Linked DNA regions of Homo sapiens: region 1 is linked to region 2. A link is an interaction called in ENCODE POLR2A ChIA-PET data of the cell type or tissue named here. Cell type or tissue: B cell. All regions are shown on one strand. Links, peaks and the distances in the headings refer to the core of each region. The heading gives the core; the rest is flanking DNA.

The links. Peaks named below come from ENCODE experiments on the same cell type or tissue, not always from the same donor. Only the 100,000 strongest peaks of a DNase experiment are listed, where the experiment ranks them.
Region 1: POLR2A ChIA-PET joins it to region 2 with 12 read pairs; 15 of 35 experiments call an interaction of 5 or more read pairs at or near these places.

The regions. Positions count from the first base shown.
Region 1 is chr16:4,555,919-4,558,822 of GRCh38, reverse strand. C16orf96 (chromosome 16 open reading frame 96) reads right to left here and starts at 2,483. Exons shown (of 16, transcript NM_001145011.2): 1 at 1,914-2,483. The coding sequence starts at 2,333. In B cell, for the core only: no CTCF peak of the experiment used is centred there; no DNase peak of the experiment used is centred there.
Region 2 is chr16:4,469,335-4,472,238 of GRCh38, reverse strand. NMRAL1 (NmrA like redox sensor 1) reads left to right here. Exons shown (of 6, transcript NM_020677.6): 3 at 2,774-2,904. Among named protein-coding and RNA genes, the nearest start is that of NMRAL1, 3.8 kb to the left of the region's middle. In B cell, for the core only: no CTCF peak of the experiment used is centred there; no DNase peak of the experiment used is centred there.

The DNA of each region.
Region 1 (2,904 bases), core at 290-2,789, 87 kb before region 2:
CTGCCTCAGCCTCCCGAGTAGCTGGGACTACAGGCGCACGCAAGCATGCCCAGCTAATTTTTGTATTTTTAGTAGAGACAGGGTTTCACCATGTTGGCCAGGATTGTCTCGAACTCCTCACCTCAGGTGATCCACCCACCTTGGCCTCCCGAAATGCTGGGATTACAGGTGTGCGCCACTGTGCCTGGCCAAATTATTATTACTATTTTTAGACACAGGGGCTTGCTCTGTCCCCCAGGCTGGAGTTCAGGAGAGTGACTACAACTCACTGCAGCTTCCAACTCCTGGGGTTAAGTGATTCTCCCACCTCAGCCTCCTGAGGTAAGACTACAGGTGGACGCCACCACACCCGGCTAATTTATTCATTTTTTTATAGAGATGAGGTCTCACTACGCTGCCAAGGCTGGTCTTGAACTCCTGGGCTCAAGTGATCATCCCGCCTTGGCCTCCCAGTGTTGGGATTATAGGTGTGAGCCACTGTGCTCGGCTTATTTTCCCTTTCTTATTTCTTCTTGGGCTGCCAGTAACTGAACACTGTCCACGTGCTGGTCGGGGTTAGCAGGGGTCAGCAGTCAAAGGTGAGCCAGGGTCAGAGGCCACGCCTCAGCGCGCAGCTCCCTTGCCCACCAGCTGCTGGGCCTTCAGCCAATCACTGAGCTCCTCTGAGCGTCAGTTTCCTCTTCTGTAAGGCAGAAGGAATGCCTCTTTGCTGCTCCTCACAGGGCTGGTTCTTGGAGATTCTCACTCACTTGTGTCTATCTCCCCTGCTAGGCCGGGCGTGCCTGTTCACCGTGACTACTCTGGTACTTCTCCCATGGTAGCTCCTCCAGGCATTTTTTAGAAATTGGGGTAAGGCTGAGCACAGTAGCTCACGCTTCTAATCCCAGCACTTTGGGAGGCCAAAGCAGGAGGATCACTTGAGCCTAGGAGTTTGAGTCCAGCCTGGGCAACATAAGGAGACCCTATCTCTACAAACAATACAAAAATTAGCCAGGTGCAGTGGTGCACACCTGTGGTCCCAGTTACTCGGGAGGTTGAGGTGGGAGGATTGCTTGAGTCTGGGAGGTCGAGGCTACAGTGAGCCATGACTGAGTCACTGCACTCCAGCCTGGATGACAGAGTGACACCCTGTCTCAAAAAAAAATTGGGGTGAAATTCACATAATGTACAATTAGCCATTTTTAAGTGAACAATTCAGTGTCATTTAGTACATCAGTGAGGTTGTATAACTACCACCTCCATCTAGTTCCAAAACATTTTCATCACCCCAAAAGGAAACCCTATATCCACAAAGCAATTACTCCCCATTCTCTCCTCCTCCAAGCCCCTGGCAACCACTGCTTTCTGTCTCCATGGATTTACCTATTCTGGACATTTCGTATAAATGGAATCATACACTGGGTAGCCTTTTGTGTCTGGCTTCTTTGCAATACTTGATGGAGGCTGCAAGCTTGGCGTTTTGGTTGTGCCTGACTCTAAAGCACCCTTCTTCCCACTCTGCATAAGGAGATGGCCCATCGTAGGTGAGTAAGCAACAAGATGTCCCAGGAGAAGGCTGGGCGCAGTGGCTCACGCTTGTCATCCCAGCACTTTAGGAAGCCGAGGCAGGTGGATCAGTTGAGATCAGGGGTTTGAGACCAGCCTGGCCAACATAGTGAAACCCCATCTCTACTAAAAATACAAAAATTAGCCGGGTGTGGTGGCATGTGCCTGAAATCCTAGCTACTAGGGAGGCTGAGGCAGGAGAATCACTTGAACCCGGGAGGCGGAGGTTGCAGTGAGCCAAGATCACACCACTGCACTCCAGCCTGGGTGACAGAGCGAGACGGAGTCTCAAAAACAAAAAAAAGACGTCCCAGGAGAGAGCCAGTGGTGAAGGGAGGAAAAGAAGTGTCTGGAGGCTGGGGGCGTACCTTGGCCATGACTTCATCATGACCCTCCACCATCTTCCGGAGCTTGATCAGATGCCACAGGTCCTGGACGGGCCGGGCAGTGCCCTGGCTGGCTTCCAGCAGCTGGGCAGTGGAGGGCAGGTCCTGCAGCAGGGCCAGCTGGTTCTCCAACTTGTCGAGGCGGCTCACCACGTGGTCGAAGACATTGCTGAGCCTCTTCATGGGGTTGAGGATAGGCTGGGCGTCTCCTTCCCTGGGCATGATGACCACCTGCGAGGTCTGCAGGAAGTCCTCATCGCCTGAGAGGACTTTCTTGAGCTCGGCCATGTGGATGTGCTCCAAGATGCCGTGCAGCAGGAGGTGCAGGGCCTTGAAGTTCAGCACCCCGCACTGTGGGATGGCGATGTTGGCCAGCTCGGTGAACGTGAGTGAGAAGCTCATCCTGCCAGGGTGGGTCAGTGGGGCTGGGGTTCCAGGTGTCCTCAAGGACAAGGGGTAGCTTTCAGTGGTTCCGAGAGCTACATGGACTGGTCCTCAGAGGCCTGGGGTGGTGGTGAGTCACAGCAGTCAGGGAGGAATGGCCTCTGTTCTGGCTGGAGCTCAGATCAGAGTCTCTGGTTGCCAGGACACCAAAGAATGTGATGAAACGGGCGCAATTCAAAGTCTGGAGTGGGGCAGGTGCTCCCTGGTAAGCCTCACCCAGAGTAGGTGCTCAGTTAATATTGGATGAATGTTTGAATAGCTGATGGCAGCCTCTTCATTCAAGCCCTCTGGTGATGTGAGACTGGTAACTTTTTCCTAGAAGCACATATGGAAGGGATGGAGAGGCAGCTCCCTCCTTGGAATTTTCTCGAATCCGGGCAGAAGACAGGTTTCTTGGAGTTAGGAAGACCCAGGTTTTACAAAGAGATAAGAATCTGAAGTACTGGCTGGGTGGGTGTGGGGGTTCAGGCCTGTAATCCCAGCACTTTGGGGAGGCAAAGGCGGGAGGACTGCTTGAAGCCAGGAGTTC
Region 2 (2,904 bases), core at 256-2,755:
AACTCCTGACAGCTTTACTTATTTTTATGGCTGAGTAATATTCCACCGTATGGATAGACTATATTCTGTTTGTCCATTCGTCAGTGGATGGATACTTGATTTATTTCCACTTTTTGGCTATTATGAATAATGCTGCCATGGAACATTGGTGTACACTTTTTTCTGAGTCAGGGTCTTGCTCTGTTGCCCAGGCTGGAGTGCAGTGGCTCAATCATCACTCACTACAGCTTTGACTTCCAAGCCTCAAGCAATCCTCCTGACTCATTCGCCTGAGTAGCTGGGACTTCAGATGAGCGCTAACAGGCCCAGCTGATTTTTTAATTTTTTGTAGAGACTGGGTCTCACCCTGCTGCCTAGGCTGGTCTCAAACTCCTGGCCTCAAGCAAAACCCATCCCCCTTACCCTCCCAAAGTGCTTAGATTACAGCTATGAGCTACTGTGCCCGGCCTCAGTCCTTATTTTTGATGCATTTCTGTGTAAATTGCAGATATGTGTACACCGCCCTTCCATACTAAAGCATGCATAACATTAGCTAGAATTCAGTATTTGTTTATAGATTATTTTTAATTATGAGGTAAAATATACATATAATAAAGAATTTTTTTTTTTTTTTTTTTTTGGAGACAGGGCCTTACTCTGTTACCCAGGCTGGCGTGCAGTGGTGTGATCACGGCTCACTGCAGCCTCAACCTCCTGGGTTCAGGCTTTCCTCCAGCCTCAGCCTCCCTGGTAGCTGGGACTACAGGCACATGCCACCACGCCCAGCTAATTTTTGGTTTTTTTTTGTAGAGATATGGTTTCACCATGTTGCCCAGGCTGGTCTCAAACTCCTGAGCTCAAGAGATCTGCGTGCCTCAGCCTCCCAAAGTGTCTGGATTACAGGCATGAGCCCCTGGGCCCAGCTGCAACGCGCAAAATCTTAAGGGTACATCTGACCGATGCGCATGCCTGTGTGACTCAAGCTCCATCGAGATCTGAATAAGTTTTTGTATTCCTTTCTGTTAACTATTTTTCTTTGTCTCGTTTTTGAGCAGATCTGAATATGGTTGTGTATCTGAATATGGCTTTATATTCTACTTCAGGAAGAATTCAAATCCCATCAAGATCTGAATATGGTTTTTTCTTTTGTTTTGAGACAGAGTCTCACTGTGTCACCCAGGCTGGAGTGCAGTGGCCCAATCTCGGCTCACTGCAACCTCTGCCACCCTGGTTCAAGCGATTCTCCTGCCTCAGCCTCCCAAGTAGCTGGGATTACAGGCTCCACCATGCCCAGCTAATTTTTTTTTTTTTTTGAGACGGAGTCTTGCTCTGTCGTCCAGGCTGGAGTGCAGTGGCGCGATCTCGGCTCACTGCAAGCTCCACCTCCTGGGTTCATGCCATTCTCCTGCCTCAGTCTCCCGAGTAGCTGGGACTACAGGCGCCCGCCACCACGCCCGGCTAAGTTTTTGTATTTTTAGTAGAGACAGGGTTTCACCGTGTTAGCCAGGATGGTCTCGATCTCCTGACCTCATGATCCGCCCGCCTCGGCCTCCCAAAGTGCTGGGATTACAGTTGTGAGCTACTGCACCCGGCCTCATTTTTTTATTTTTAGTAGAGACGGGGTTTCACCATCTTGGCTAGGCTGGTCTTGAGCTCCTGACCTCGTGATCCACCTGTCTCAGCCTCCCAAAGTGCTAGGATTACAGCCACTGCACCCAGCCTGAATATGGTTTTGTATTCTACTTTTTTTACTTTATTACATCACAAATATTTTTACCTTTATTTTTTTGAGACCAAGTTTCGCTCTTGTTGCCCAGGCTGGAGTGCAATGGCGCGATCTCGGCTCACCGCAACCTCTGCCTCCTGGGTTCAAGCGATTCTCCTGCCTCAGCCTCTCGAGTAGCTGGGATTACAGGCATGTGCCACCACGCCTAGCTAATTTTGTATTTTTAGTAGAGACAGTGGTTTCTCCATGTTGGTCGGGCTGTTCTCAAACTCCCAACTTCAGGTGATCTACCCCCCTCGGCCTCTCAAAGTGCTAGGATTACAGGTGTGAGCCACTGCACCAGGCCCTTTTTTTTTTTTTTTTTTTTTTTTTGAGAGGGAATCTCACTTTGTCACCCAGGCTGGAGTGCAGTGGCGTGATCTGGGCTCACTGCAACCTCCGCCTCCTGTGTTCAAGCGATTCTCCTGCCTTAGCCTCCTGAGTAGCTGTGACTACAGGCGGGTGCCACCACGCCCGGCTAAGTTTGTATTTTTAGCAGAGACAGGGTTTCACTGTGTTAGCCAGGATGGTCTCGGTCTCCTTACCTGGTGATCCACTCGGCCTGGCCTCCCAAAGTGCTGTGATTACAGGCGTGAGCCACCATGCCTGGCCTTTTTTTTTTTTTTTTAATACAGATTCTCGCTGTGTCACCCAGGCTGTGGTGCAGTGGCGCAATCTCAGCTCACTGCAACCTCCGCCTCCTGGGTTCCAGCAATTCTCGTGCCTCAGCCTCCTGAGTAGCTGGGAGTACAGGCATGTGCCTTCACACCCAGCTAATTTTTGTATTTTTTGATAGAGGCGGGGTTTCACCAAGCCAAGATCGTGCCACTGCACTTCAGCCTGGGTGATAGAGTGAGACTCCATCTCAAAAAAATAAAATAAAGAAAATAAAAATACCTGAATGAGAATCGTCGTTGAGAAGGTTTCCTGGATGCTCCTTGCTGTGGTGGAGCACTCCCTTCGGGGTTTCGCCCTTCAGTGGGACTTTCAGGTAGGTCTGACCTGAGAGGTCTTTTTGATTCTTTGTAGGTGCCCAGGGTGGCTCCGTGGCCCGCACACTCCTGGAAGATGGGACATTCAAGGTTCGAGTGGTGACCCGAAACCCTAGGAAGAAGGCAGCAAAGGAGCTGAGGCTGCAAGGTGCAGAAGTAGTGCAGGGA